3 separate regions of the Mus musculus genome follow, and regions 2 and 3 are each linked to region 1. The links are chromatin contacts, found by Hi-C or POLR2A ChIA-PET in ENCODE. All regions are on one chromosome and are shown on one strand. Each heading gives the region's core, a stretch centred on a gene start or an enhancer-like site at or near the end of the contact. The rest is flanking DNA. Distances are from core to core; before and after follow the strand shown.

The links. Hi-C counts contacts between places; a loop is a spot of excess contacts on that map. ChIA-PET counts read pairs that join two places held with the same protein, here RNA polymerase II (POLR2A).
Region 2: POLR2A ChIA-PET joins it to region 1 with 10 read pairs in Patski. The contact joins two enhancer-like sites. POLR2A ChIA-PET finds 5 or more read pairs at or near these places in 2 of 5 experiments (Patski and embryonic stem cell).
Region 3: a map of heart shows a loop between it and region 1 (2.1-fold over the local background). The contact joins two enhancer-like sites. A Hi-C loop is called at or near these places in 2 of 37 maps with a recorded cell type or tissue (gastrocnemius and heart). POLR2A ChIA-PET finds 5 or more read pairs at or near these places in 1 of 5 experiments (embryonic stem cell).

Annotation. Positions count from the first base shown.
Region 1 is chr11:88,397,307-88,402,242 of GRCm38, forward strand. All of the region lies in intron 8 of Msi2 (musashi RNA-binding protein 2), which reads right to left. Among named protein-coding and RNA genes, the nearest start is that of Mir378b, 47 kb to the left of the region's middle. Within about 2 kb of position 2,332, at least 2 of the 3 ENCODE cell types and tissues checked have a DNase peak (open chromatin) inside an H3K27ac peak, as active enhancers do; they include gastrocnemius, where a contact is called at or near this core.
Region 2 is chr11:88,510,776-88,515,711 of GRCm38, forward strand. The region is part of intron 6 of Msi2 (musashi RNA-binding protein 2); the gene reads right to left. Among named protein-coding and RNA genes, the nearest start is that of 0610039H22Rik, 110 kb to the right of the region's middle. Within about 2 kb of position 2,009, at least 1 of the 3 ENCODE cell types and tissues checked has a DNase peak (open chromatin) inside an H3K27ac peak, as active enhancers do.
Region 3 is chr11:88,308,241-88,313,176 of GRCm38, forward strand. No RefSeq gene overlaps it. Among named protein-coding and RNA genes, the nearest start is that of Ccdc182, 17 kb to the left of the region's middle. Within about 2 kb of position 2,748, at least 1 of the 3 ENCODE cell types and tissues checked has a DNase peak (open chromatin) inside an H3K27ac peak, as active enhancers do; it is gastrocnemius, where a contact is called at or near this core.

The sequences.
Region 1 (4,936 bases), core at 1,082-3,581:
CAGGCCTTGGGGCTGCGGAGATGGTTCAGGGGTTAAGAGTGCCTACTGGAAACTGGGTGTGGTGGTGCATGCCTTTAATTGTAGTGGTTTGGAGAAGCAGGAAGATCTCTCTGAGTTTTAGGTCAGTCTGTGAATATACAGACTGGTCAAATTTTGTGTGTGTGTGTGTGTGTGTGTGTGTAAGAGAGAGAGAGAGAGAGAGAGAGAGAGAGAGAGAGAGAGAGAGTTTGCTTTTCCAGGGGACAAAATTTTGAGTCCAGGCAGCTCACAACTTCCTTTAAGGGTTATAGGGTATCTGGAACCTCTGTCCTCTGTCTGTGCCTGTAACTGCATATGTGTATGTGTGTGTGCCACATAGACAGACACACATTAATAAATTGTAAAACAGTAACAAATCAAGAACAATTCAAGGCTTGCCCCCAGTGACCAACTCCCTCAGGGCTCAACCCCCTAATGGTTCCCCAGCAATCCCACCAGCTGGGGACCAAGTGTTTAAGTATATGTGCTGTAGGGCATGTTTCACATTCAATCCACTTTGATTTTCCTGAAAGGCAACTGGTAACATCTAAAAACCTATTATGAGCCCATCCATCTTTTGATTTAATAGTCCTGCATGTTGGAATCTGTACTGTTGAGAGCCTATGAATGAGGCTACTTGCCAGCTCTAACAAAAACAACAACTACTACTACCACCACCCAATAGCAGGGATTGTGGCTGGTGAAATGTTGGCTTTGTGGTTAAAGGCTCTTCTTGCCACCAAGCTTGACTACTTGAGTGCTATCTCTGGGATCCAAATGGTAGAAGAAGAGAGATGCTGAACGTTGTCCTCTAAGATGCCCCCCACCCTCCAGCACTGTAATAAAACAAACAAACAAACAAACAAGCAAACACCCAAGTAACAGGGTGAGGCCTAGAAAGATGGCTCAGCAGTTAGGAGCATTCGTTCTTTCAAAGGACCTAGGTTCAATTCCCAGTACCCCTACGGTGACTCACAACCATCAAATAACTCCAGTTCCAGGAGATTCAACACTTTATTCTGACCTACTTAAGTAATGGACATACATACAGGCAAAATCATTCATATACATACAATAAAATAAATCTTTAAAAGTTAAAAAAAAAAAAGAAGCACAAACAAACCACAAAACTAACTGGGGACTGAAGAAGCTGGGTATGGCCCAGTGTCAATAAAAGCTATAGGTCAATGACAAGCACTGGGGACCTCCTAGATCCCAGATAAACCAGGACACTAGTTATTCTAACTGCAGGAAGACAGACATAAATGGCAGTGATCTTGTAGAAAAAAAAAAAAACAAGTATATTATTGTTTTAAAAATATTTTAAAAATCTACTAAACTGTCAAGAGTAGCTTTAAAAACTATTGTGCAAGCCGGGCAGTGGTGGCGCACGCCTTTAATCCCAGCACTCGGGAGGCAGAGGCAGGTGGATTTCTGAGTTCAAGGCCAGCCTGGTCTACAAAGTGAGTTCTAGGACAGCCAGGGCTACACAGAGAAACCCTGTCTCGAAAAAAACAAAAAACAAAACAAAACAAAACAAAACCTACTGTGCATTTGGTAACTGTTTAAGTTTCCTGCTACTTACTGGCTGCTTGCTGCATGTTTTCATAAAGCAATATAATAGCTTGTCATCAATAGGGTTATGGGGTGTGTGTGTGTGGGGGGGGGTGTTCCTCTTGCACATAGGTGGAGAAATTTGATCAAGAAGGAATAAAGTCAGCCACATCAGGACTTTGAGATTTCTCCTCATGGCTCAGGCATGGTGACTGGCCCCAGTTCCCGCCTTTGAGCCCCCATCCTGGGAACTGGGAACTGAGAAGTCTCCTTTGCAGGAAGCTGCCCCAGCACAGGAAGATGGGCGTGCCCTGAGCAGGCAGGCAGATAATTACCTGTGGCAGACACTAGGATGGGAATAATGCCGCTAACCAGCTCACTTCCTAACAGGCCTATCAGTGGCAATCTATTGCCTTGTCTTATGAAAACCTGCTGCCTGTTCCTAGGCAACCCGATCAACGGAAATTTCAGGTTTATACAATTTTCATTTAGGGAACAGAAAGGTTAACTAACTGTAATGGAAGTATTTTAAACAAACCCACCTACTAACTCTTCCTAGCACTGAGCAGGGCTGGCAGCTTGGCTAAATTCTGTCGTCTTTGCTGGGGGCATTTTGGAGCGCCCACCACGGGAGTTCTGTCAACCACCCGCCCTGTCACAGTGAGTGCACTCTAAGGCCAGAGGCCATGGCATGTGAACTCTCTAGAGGCTCAGCCTGTCCTGGGCACTGGAGTGACAGGAGAGGCACTGGACACAGCAGGGAGCCTGGTCTGGCCAGCAGTGACGAGATTCTGGAAAGACTTCCCAGAGCCAGAGGGCTGCTTACACAGTCTGTCCCCACTCCCTGCCCCTGGAGATTCAGATTGATTTAATTCTGGGATGTGGAAGAACTCAGAGCCAGGATGTGGGGGATCCTCTGATAAACAAGTGAGGCCCTGCTCTGAGAATTTCCATTCTGTTGAGACAGAGACACCCCCAATTTCTTGTTCATCAAGGATATAGACAAGTACTCTCTAAACATCAAACTGCCTTAAGCTCCCTGCCCTGCCCTGCCCCCACCCCCCACCCAGAGCCTCTCCCCACCCCCACCCCCTTTTCCCAAGACAGGGTTTCTCTGTGTAGCCCTGGTTGTACTGGAACTCTCTCTGTAGACCAGGCTGGCCTTGAACTCACAGAGATCTGCCTGCCTCTGTCTCCCAAGTGCTGAGATTAAAGGCGTGCGCCACCACCGCCTGGAGTCACTTTTAGGACTGTCACTCTTGTCACTTCTCCATCTCTGGAGCCCACACACACACACTATCTTCTACTGTACCAGTAGCAAGCCAGAGAGCTTGGCCCAAGACCTAAAGGGAAGATCAGAGTCAAACAAGAAAACCAAATCCACCTCCTTGGTTCTGGTCTTAAACTCAAGTCATTTGGACATGAGCCATGGTCCAGACATCAGCAACCATGCATAAAATACCCTCAAACATAGTGGCCTTGCGCAACCATTGATTAGACAATCCTTGGGGCTCTGAGTTGATGTGGTTTGGCTGGGCTCCATCTCCTATGGAGCTGTGGTCAGATGGTGGCTAGGACTGGAGCCAGAGAAAGCCTTGACTAAACGAGGCATCTAAGAAGATGATGGAGAGCCATGTACAGCTTCTCCAAGGCACCTGGCTTTGTCACAGCGTGGACGTTCTCGAAGACTCTGCAGAAGGTATGGTGTTCACACCACTGGGATTCACACCATGCAAACTCCCGCCACATTCTACTGTGTGCCCTATGCCAGCTGAGGGCCAGTGAAGGAGGACAGGACACAAGGTGTAAACAGCTGGAACCTGAAGATCTAAGGGCCATCTCTGGACTTAGACACTGCCTGAGGTCACTGGCACGTGGGAGGACCAGACAGGAGGGAGACATCCTACCATCTAGCTGTCTGCTGGCTGGGTTCTCTGGGCAGTGGGCACTGAGGTCTGCTGACATTGTGAAGCAGTAAACACAGCATACAAGCTCCCTTCCCACTGCAGCCAGGGAGGTGGGGTGGGGGTGGGAGGGAAGGGAAGGGAGGGACGCAGGCATAGATCTGGAGAACTGTCTCCCAGTTTAGAGCTTTTCCCATCAACTTTTGGCTACTGTCACTGGTTCCAGAGCAGCCTACTCAGGGCATGTGGAAGGAAATAGGCCAGTCTGTGTGGCTCTGTACTTATCAGAGGTCTCAGAGGCCCACTTGTGACTGACAACTCATTCCAGGAGTGGGCCTCTACTTCTGAACCCCGGAAACGGCAAAGCTACGCAATGACCCACAGTCGGGCCTGAAAATGTGCTTTGCAATTTCATTCTTTAACTATGCCGCTCAACTTGACAAATGGGCCTTGGAGGACAGGCAAGTCGTTCTTTTATCCCTCAGGATCGTGGTTTCAAAACGAGGCCCTAACAGAAGACTCTACCCCTGGGATAACGGAGGCTGCAGCATCTTCCTGTCGAGGACATGTCAAATGCCTACTGGGAGTTCACAGGGTTCTGCATGTCTGTATTGCATGGGCGAGGGACCGCTTCTCACTGCCATCCATCTCACTTCCTCCTCCTCCCTCCCCCATGCCCCCATTCCCAGTGGTGGTGCTGGGTATCAAACCCAGGGCCTGTGCATGCCAGGCAGATGCTCTTCCACTGAGCTATAACACGGCCCTATTGTCTCTGACTCGTTATTCAGTCAGAACATCAAACTTAAAGACAGCTCCAAGAGCAGCTGGTTTTGCCAACGCTGCTCCCTGTTGGCATTCTGGCACACACACCTCAGCATCTGCACACACTCCCTGTCTCTATCTGCATGGGTAGGGGTGAGTTTATGTCTCAAGTCTGAGAGCATGCTGCACACAAAGGGCTGGACTCAGGGCTTGGGCACTTACACACACACACATGGATCCCCAGCATGCCAAGAAAAGAAAATTCTAAAAAACTTCTTACATGAAGCTAGGTTGCAAACTTTGTGGTTTGCAAGCTCTGAACATGGGGTTAGTTAGTTCTTTACACAACCAGAACTCTCACCAGTTTCAATAGGGACCCAGCACTTTAATCTAGCTTTTATAATCCTTTTGTCAATGGACTCAACAATGCCCCTTTATGGCAATATATCTACCTACTGTTTAAAAAGATTTGCTGTCTATGTAGCCAGGTTGTCCCTGAAAGCATGATATTCTTGCTTTAGTCTCCCGAGAAGCCAAGACTATAAGCACGTGCCACTGTCTCCTGAATGTACTATGCTTTAGATTAAGTATGTCAGGGAGTACTGTTTTGGGAAAGTCCCCAGAATTTCTATGGGGAGGGGTTCCCTATGGCTGCTCCTGTACAAACCAACTTGAAGTCCCTGCAAATACTGGGTATC
Region 2 (4,936 bases), core at 759-3,258, 110 kb after region 1:
GTCATTCATTCATAGTTTCCTTTTTGTTTCCTACACACCAACCACATGACCAGATCATATTAACTCTATAACCATACACGAGACAAACAGAAGGCCCTAGAATAATGCAGTCATTCCTGCACCTTCCTCACAGGTGCAAATGGCCACCCCACCCTCAAATCCTAAAACTTTTTGCAGGCAGAGGAGGAGAGGAAGACAGTAATTTATCAGGACTCCAAAGTACCAGATGGTACTTCAAGCCCTCTGGTTGGCACTTAGAATTTGGGGGCATAGCTGGGACAAGAATCAGAACTTGAAATCTGGGATGGGGGGCATAGCTAGGACGAGTCTGGCACTTAGAATTTGGGGGGGGGGACAAGAGCTAAAACAAGAGTCTGGGCTTTTCTGGAGTTCTCCTGAAACCAAAAGAGGGGCTTCACTTCTCCACCCTTCTGTCCTAGCTATCGCATTAGAATTGAGTTTTGCTCCCTAAACTGGAAAACTGATGAGAAGTAGAAGGTGAACAAAAAATATCCAAAACAGAGATGAAGAACCCAGCGGATTCCCCCATCCACGGATGGGGCTGAGATACATACAGTATACACTCAGGGCATCACTCAGCTGCTGCAAGCTTTGTAACACCTCTCCGAACGATTTCCCTTCGTGCCTGTCCAACACTGGTATCCAAACCCTTAGGTATCTGTTTGAGGATCCTGAGTATTGATCAGGTCAAGTACTATAAGGTTCTCACTTCTTGATTTCTTGACCTTAAAGGGCCCAGGAGGGGTCACCCTAAACCACAACGCCATCATGAAGATGACCATGGGGAGGGATAACACGGATTAATTTATACCACGGTGCCTTCCACTTGCCCATCACCTCCAGAGCGCATGCAGAATTTCTCTGACATTCTTCACTAGCTTTCCATGGGGATTAGAGGCCCTGACGATGGGATGGAGCCTCGCTCTACTGAGAAATGCTGGGGAGAATTACAAATGAAGGATTTAAGCAACTCCGAACATTATATATCAGAACAACTATCTTTTCTCATCTGTGTTATTGTGAGCAAACCTGGGGGACGGGGAGGCGGGGAGGGGAGGGGAGGAGACGGGGAGGGAGGAAAAACCTTTCATCACAACTGATTCAGGTGGTATCAAGAGCAAATTACAATACTAATACAGCACTCCAGGAGAGAAAAGTTTTAAAAGAGAAAATTGGTGACTTTCAGAGCATGGTTCTTCTTTGTCCAGCACCGAGGCTCATCACAGAGAGAGGGGAAGGGGGCAAGGCTGTCAGGCCAGAGACGCTGAACAGGGACAAAGAGGGAACTGGTGCCATATGTCACCAGAGGCATAGCAAAAGCAACCACTGCTCTGATGCTGGCTTGCCGTCTGCTGTGGCCTTTAGTGGCTCACAAGTTGGAAGGGAGAACTGGCAGCTGTTGGTGTCTGCTTCCGTACATATACATCTCCATAATAGCATGGACCCCAAACCAGTGCTATCTGACTCTTGTTCCTCCCAAGGTACACCCCCTCACCCCTGAAGGATACTGAGACCCTCTGGCTACTAGAGTCTGCATTAAGACTTGTCACATCAACATTTCAGTGTGCTCTAGGATCAGCCACAAACCCTGGTCCCTAGGCTGACTGTTTCTGTGGTCCAAGTGTTTTCCTAGCTGCTTGATGCCACCTTAGCTGCACTGGAAGCTCCCAGTGATGCAGGGCTACTGACGTGCTGTACTGTGGCTATGGAGAGACCACATCCTAGGACCTCATGGTACCAGAGAATTAACTCTCCTACATGAAACTTTGTCTAAACATGCACTCTAATGAGCCTAAACCAGCTCTCAGAATAGAAAAAGAAAACAGAAGAGGGGGATTAAGGGCCCTACATGGGAGGAGCATAGATCAGAAGACTCCTCTAAGGTCCCAGAATTCCTTCAGCCTAGTGCGACTACAAGCTATGAGCACCACAGTCCACAAGGGGCAGTGTGGCACCTCCCATCTACCCCTCCCCAGGAGCTCTGGCCAGGTGCTCAGAGGATACTGCCAACTTGCACACTGGCTCCAAAGAGTCTGAGCCCTTCTTAGTGACCGGCTCCAAGGACTAAGCTGCTGCCTTTGGCTAAAGGACAGGGGCGGTGGAGGCAGAAGAATGCAGCCCCGCCCCTTCCCCACAAGGTGTATCAGCCACTCAGAACAATCTGGAAGACTGGAATTGAGAAACGGGGACTGATGGAAACATTTAACCAAAGTTCTTTGGGGAATGTGCCCAATTCTGTCCCGCAGAAACAGAACACCATGGGCTGCTCTCAAAGCTCACGGTCATCCTGGGCCTGAGACATCTTGAAACCTGAGTTCTATTCCAAATACTAGCACTCTGTCTCTTTGCCTTGGAGAACCCAGGACACTGGAGTGAGCTAACTTACCCCAACTCCGGGTTTTTCTCCCCTGCAAAGGCCATCCCACACTCTTCCTGGAGGGAGGGTGGCTGTCAAAGGCCTCCGAACTCTCCAGGTTCCAATGAGAGGGTACCTATCGGATTCCTACCTGAGGGGATCTGAGAGGCTGAACAGAAGCTTCCAGCCAAGACGGAGCCTTTCGGCCTAATTTACTTGGCAAACTCCTCAGGTGTCAACAACAGTCCTAAACATACTGAGTTTAGGAGAACAAAAGAGAGATCGCTAGTGTCTGTGGCTGGACATTCTAAACAAGCAAGATAAAGGACTAGGAGCTACTGAGTGCCAGGATGCTTCCACATGAATGTTCTACGGTCAGCAGGGTGACTCCCTCCTTGGAGCTGGTTTTGTGCGTTGCACTTCCTTGTGCTAGTGTCAGAAGCTGTGGGACCTTGGGTGCGCTGGGTAAGGGCTCCACTTCTAAGCTACACCTTCAACAGTTACCAGTTAGAGGAAAGAGCTTGCCCACGGATCTCCATGGTCTTTGATCTTTCTGTCCAACTTGCTCTTGGTCTGGCGCGTACTTGTGTCCCAGAGGCAGATGCTAGGGGCACCGTCATTTAGATGTCAAGGCAACACAACTCGTTCCTGAGCTTCCACCAGTTGGGCATTCTAATTACCCCTGCTGTACCTATCTGCTCACCCAGTTCCTCTTCCTTCCCAAAACAACAATGCCCATTTGCCTACTCCCCTCAAGAGATGCTTGGCCTTACAAGAAGATTCGCTTGCTGCTCTGTTTCTTACAAAGTCTTCACCATCTGCAGAATGGGGCTATCCCAGAACAAAAGTCAACCCCACCCCAAGATCCTGGCTCCAATGTCCCCATGTCTTCCCTCATCCCAAGCATATAAAGGTGAACACAAGGTTGGATGATAACAAGGACAGACAGGACTACGTGGTGGCGGTATCTGGCATAGTCTCCGGCCTACGGTGGGCTCCTCAGGATACTGTGGGGTGCTTCATGCATTAGGGAAGGGGAATGGTTTAAGAGTTGAAAGAAGACGAGCCAAAGCTGGCTGAGTCCCTTGGGGCTCATAAACCACAGCACTTCTGGAAGAACCTATGGGCGCGGTACCAGCTGGCCTCACTGGGCCCGGGCCGTGAGTTTTTCTGGCCAATTTGGAATTCCAAAGTTCATGCTTGGAAGTCCAGAGGCATTTGGCTCCAGTTCAGGGGAGCTTCTTCCCTGCTGAGTAGACCTGCTCTCTCCTCTGTCCTGTCTCCCTCCCACCTTCAAAGCACTTGCTCCCAGCAGCCCCAGCCCCCCTCACCTCCCTGCCTGACGCTCTTCTCCAAGTGGCTCGTTCTCTCTCTCTCTTTGAGTTCATCAGACACCCAGAGATGACATCCAAACCCTCTTTTGATAGAAGAGTGCTATCCAGACCCCAGAAGCCATGCAGTCTGCCCAAGGCCACTCACAGCCAGTTGGCAGTAGAGCTGGGACCAGAAACCAAGGCTCTTAATGGCCCTTAATGGCTCTGATGACACATAACTGAGCACGAAGCTAATACAGAGACTGCCTCCGGCCTGGCCAGCTCCTGCCAGTGCTTCTTCCAAGAAGCTCCCCCGGGAAGGGCATGTGGAGCCCTAGGCCAGTACATCAGGTTCCCTCTTGCCATGTTTACACGCTGCCAGCTTCACTGGGCCACCATTTTTTGCAGGATCTGAACAGAGTCATGTTTGCCTCTGGAAAAGCGCAAGGCACACATACTGTACACAACCCTCCCCTACCCCAATCACCTTGGATGAAGAATCAGCAAAGCTCTGGTCCATATACAAAACCCCCATAAGCTATGACATGACAGTAGTTAAGAAGGAATTAAAAAAAAACAAAAAAAAACCAACCTTGCCAAAGGAGAGGCAATTTCAGCCCATTGCTGATTATCTTTCATTATTCCACTGAGCTTCCGCAGATGCTAAAGGAGGCGGATGTTTAGGATGTATGGAAATATCATTTCCTCCTGGGACAAGGAGGAGGGAGGTGGGGTGGCTATATACACAAATGAGTTTTCCCCTGTTTTTTTTTTTCCTCCGGTAAGCCTAGTACTACCCTCAGGAGAAAGGAGGCCCACTCTGGGAACAGCTTGATCATTGGGACAAATGAAGGTGGCTTAGGCTGCTGCTCTGGGCTCCTTCCTTTGGGCTCTCTCTATTTACTCCTCCCCCCCCCCCCCACACACACACACTTGCTAGGGACCCACCATGAGCCTGGCACAGAACTGGGGATTGGCAGGAGCGCCCATCTACTAATAACATGATAGACAGGCAAAAACAATACCAATGAGGCCCTGGGCCACACAAACAAGAGGATGGGAGCAGAAGGAGGGAAATATAGCTCAATGGTCCAGGTGGGGAAGGAACAAGTTAGCTGGCAGGCCCACAGACGGCTGCTGGTGTAGGGATGGATATGTGGAGTGTGGAAAGGCAGAAAGCTCCAAGCAAGGGTACAGCTCACTTAAAAAGACCGTGTTGACATAGCGTATAGTATGTTCTATCTGG
Region 3 (4,936 bases), core at 1,498-3,997, 89 kb before region 1:
CTTTCCAACACCCTATTTCAGTCGCCTGACTGCAGCTACCTGCAGCCGTCATACCTCATGCCCTTTAGAAGTTTCTGAGCTATACTTGATAGCCTAGCGCCCCCTGCAGTGGTGCAGTGCAGATGTCAGATGGCCAGTGGCGGATGGCGATGGTGAGGTAAGTTTGGCAGGGTGGGGAGGAACCAGAGGTAAACCCGTGCTTCTCCTGCAGTGTGTTTTATCTTCGCATCTGAGGATTGAACACTCTGAGGTGGTGAGAAAGGTGTGTGCTTCAGAGGTGGCTTTGCTGGGCCATAGGGACACCGGGACCTGTATCTGTCCAGGATTGTGGGGACACTATAGGACCTCAGCAAGCCAGCCCCAGAAGACACTTAAAACAAGCCCAGGGCAAGGTAGCTGAGAAACTAGTTTGACAGAGGCCTTAATCTCCTTGATGAAGGTCAAGGTTGCCCTGGCAACCTTCCCTTTTCCTCACCAATGGCTGAGGATGATGGCTGATACTCCTTCTTGCCGCATCGACTGGTTCAGAGGGGGATGGTGTTGGCTCTTCCAACTGTCACCGTGCATCCATGCAAGTCCCTTCTCTGAACAGTGGAGTAGGTCTCTGGTCTGAAATACTGTGGAGGTCTCCAATATTTGAGGGCAGTGAAATCTTGTTCACAGGTGACCAAATATAATGGCAGTCCTAGGGCAGGGGACAAGGAGTGGCTATTCCCACACTTATAGGGCACAGGGAGCCTCTAAGACCACCAAGTTTTACTACATTCTCTTCTTCCTAGGGTTTGCTCTAGTGCCTCGAGGTTCTGTTGGGTTGTGAACTAAGCTATGTCCTATCTTGGTTTCTGACCTCGAGGTGTGGGGTCCCTAGGGACATAGCTCTGTCCCCTCTTAATCTGTATCCTTGGGCTACACATTCCTACTCCAGGGCCACAGCTCCAGAAACTCCACTTTCATGCCTCACCAGCTCACACCAGGACTTCACTTCCTAGCTTCCCCGGGTTGCTCTCCGGAGCACTCCTGCTTTGGGACAAAGAGCCAGAGCTTCCCAGAGTCCAGCCAAGCCCAGGACAGCAGAGGCAGGTGGCAGTTGTCCTCCTGCCTCAAACAAAAGCAATCAAGCCATCATCCTGATTTCTTTTTAAATCAATTCCCATGACAAATGTGTCTGCGAAAGAGGGCCGGCTGCCCCCAGGCGTTCACCGCTTCAATGAGGACAACAGAAGGAGCAGGATTCATAAAACTATAATGTGCTATTTGAACAGATTTCCCAGTAACCTGACCCTGTAGTCTGAGAATCGGCTCAGCCTTCACCCAGTCCAGATGGAGCCTCTCTGCAGCCTCCTTGGGGGACAGTAGCAGCTCTGTGTGCCTGATTGACCAGGGGACACTTGTAAGGAGGGGAGCAGAGCTGTTGGGAGCGAGCAGGGGGTCTGGGTCGGGGTAAACCTTCCCTAGCACTGAGAGACCCCAGTTGTCTGATCAGGTTTTCTTGCTCATGTGTAGAGGCCATGACCTATTTCCTTCTGTGACAAGAGTATATATGATGAACACAAACCCTAAGGCATCATGGGAGATGTATGTGGACTGTGCCAGGCTCCTGTGGGAGCCCAGTGAGGCATGCTGGGAGCTGTCACCACTCCGTCCTAAAGAGAATCAAAGCCAAACAAAGCTAGCCACATTTTAGACTTGACCTCCAATGAGGTCACCAGGCAAACTGCTGGAATTGTCCAGACAATGGGAAATTCCAAAAAGTATAAGTACCCAAGAAAAGACCCAAGAGTGAACGGAAGCCTAGCACTAGGCAGGCAAACCTGAGCTGTGACCGTCAAGACCAGCAGGTCACTTCGGGCTCAGGTGGGTTAAGCTTGGGAATATAACAAGCTCAGGAGGACTGGCCCCTCACAGCCATTGCAGACATTGTTCTTTCAGTGTCCAGCAGCAGACATGGGCTGGGGCTCTGCTGCTCACGCTGGGAGAAGAAAAGGAAGCATTTGAAATGCCCAGAACTTTCTGTCTGCATCGAGGCTCACCTTTGGGGAAAGCTAGATGACCACAGCTGAGCCTGCTGGGATTCATCAGAATCTAATCTATCCAGAGGGGTGGAAATAGCCAGCGCCAGTCGCTTCTGGCCTGAAGCACCAATGACCTGAAGCACTGAGGGCCATTGTGCAGTTTACAGCTTGGGCCCAGGGGTAAAGGGGCTGAGACCCAGTCCTGGGGCTTTGGGATTCTTCTCTCCCCACTTCTCCAGCTGGGCCACTGAAGGTGCACAGGGACAAGTGTCTGTACACCACACTCTGAATCTCCCCAGGACCGGGACAGAGCATGTCACCTGAATTGTATAGATAAAGAAAGTGGGACTCAGAGGGACGGAAGAGGGACCCTGTAAATAGCAAACCAGGATCGAGGACCCAGGCTGGGTTTCCTTGCCCATCCAGCAAGCAGCAGCAGGGGTCTTCCAACCTCCTCCACCAGCACCAAGTCTCTATCCCTAGAGAGTCCTCAGTCTCTAATCAGGAGTAACCCTGAGCTATGCAGGTGACCTCAAATAGCTTCTTCCAGCTTGGCTCACAGAGGCCTCCAGGGGTGACAGGGGTGACTCTGGCAGCTTTGGGTCCTGCTGAGCTTCTTTCTCTGTGTCACACCTGTCCCTGTCCCCTTCCAAGGAGCTGGGGAAGGCTGCTCTCATGTGCTGAGCCCCTCCTGAGAGTGAAGATGCCCGGTGAGGACTCCAGGCTCCTGGCAGAGCTCAGGGCCAACCTGTCTCCACGATGAGAGCCTGTGCCCTTTGCTGACTGCTTCAAGAGCAATCTGTGCTGCTTGGCAGAGGCAGACAGACGAATCTTTACATCCTCTACCGTAACTAGGGCAAGTGTAAGGAGAGAGCAAAGAGATTCAGTGATCAGGCTCTGATGTCGGGCCGCCTGGGTTCCGGTCTCGCTTGTGCCTGGGTGACCTTAAAGCTCCCTAGCCTTGGATTTTCCTTATTAAAAGCATATGATAATTAAAGCCAGTTTAGGGCTACTTCAGGGGATGAAGAGGATACAACAGTACACTAGGTCTCAGCTCCCGGTAGAAGGAAATGATAAACTGCTCTTAGTATTAGGATATTCCCCTCTCAGGCATCTTTAAGGGGACAGAAGAGTCCACCGTAAAGCAAGCTCCGGTGACTCCAGTCAGTTGTTATCTGCATGGGAAAAGGAAGAGGCTACCCAAGCCCATATTGGGTGGAAGGTTAACAACAAAGCTTCCAGAGAGCCAGGGAGGGCCTAGCCCTGTTACATCAGAATATTAGTGTTGTAAGTTAGAAATGTCCTGACCATATCAGGGTGAGCCATCTGAATTGAGAGCCTTATTCCTCTCACTGTCCAGCGTGGCCACCTCTCGGGGGGAAGGGCACATGAGTGACAAGCTATAATTAAAGCCTCAGTGTTGATCTCGTTGGAGAGGAACAATTCTGTCCACACAGATGAGGACCGTCCGCAGGGCCACCTTCTCCTTGTTGCTCTGTCTGCTAGAATGGGTGACCCCTCTTCTCAGGACCTTTACTGGCCCATCTCCAGCCCATCTGGCAGGTTTTGAGCTCTGGGACTCCTTTGCACGGAGGGTCCATGAGTATGACTGTCTGGAGACAATGGACCCAGGAAGCTCTGCAGTCTGTTGTAGGGATAGGACTGCCCTCCCAGGTGGCATCTCCCTGGTCCCATCTGTACTAGGTTCCTGCTACACTAGGGCAAGCCTGGGTGTGCGTGATGGAGCTGCTACTTGGTGTGGGAGAGAAGTTTCTCTCTACTAGAAGCTGCTGTCAGTTCATGCTACCCCACTGGCCAGGCTTTTCTGGCCCATGTACCCAGTCTGTGGTTGTTTTTCTAAGCTGAGAGGGTGTTTCCCCCTCTCTGGGGTCTTATTCTTTCATTTGATTGGCAATATTTACTGAGGACTTGTATTATGCCTTAAAAACAGAGAAAAGCAGGCAGACTTGCCCCCAGCACAGAGAGGAGAGCCAGGCACCAACAGACTGAGAGGACAGCTCCAAGCCACACGGAAGTCCCAGGCAGTGCAGACCCCTCCCGAGCATGTTGGATGGAGGGAGCAAAGCAGGACCCACTTCCAGGCCAAGGATCCAAATTTCCTTCTCCCAGCCTCTAGCCTATATCATTGTCCTAGGCCAGTGAGCCACAATCTCATCATGTATGTGATCTTTTCCAGGCCATCTGGGTGGCCTTGATCCCTCTAGCCATTCCTTGGCAAGGAAGCAGTATTTCTATTTTACACTTGGGACAGAGAGGTCTCAGGAGGAGAGAGGTGGGAAGGGACATCATATCCTAACTGCTTCCTACATACCTGTTTCTTTGTTGTATAAGAGGAGCCTCGCATGCTCCTTTGCCATCTCCAGCATCCTCAGGAAGCCAGGGTTCTCCATGTGTGGAAACAGTCGTTTCATCTCTTATGTTTTTTCTAAACCAGCTTTCCGATGGGATTCTTGGGCCTGTCAGGTTGGCCCCCAGTTACTCTCTAGAGAGTAGCCTCTGAGGTGGATGTAGGAGCACATGCCTACAAACCTCCCCCTACTCCACCCCAGAAGGCTCAGGCAGGAAGCTTGTCCTAAGTTTGAGGCCAACCTGGGTTATAGAGGAAGACTCTGCCTCAAAACACCAAACAAAAGCCATGAAAAGAGGAGTGTCTTCAAACAGTAGCCCTCACTTGTCTGTGAGCACTTGTGGGGTGGGGGAGAGTAACTCCCAGGGTTCACTCACCATCATTATTGCATTGTGGGCTGTGAGGAGAACTCTCTCTCATGTCTGCCAGTATCTGGGGGCTTACTGGCCACCCATAGCATGGAGTGGTACTCCTCCGTGTTCCTCACTTGCAGAAATGGCATTTCAGACTGCTGTCATTGTCACGCACCATTCTGCCCTCCTATGTCCATCTCAAT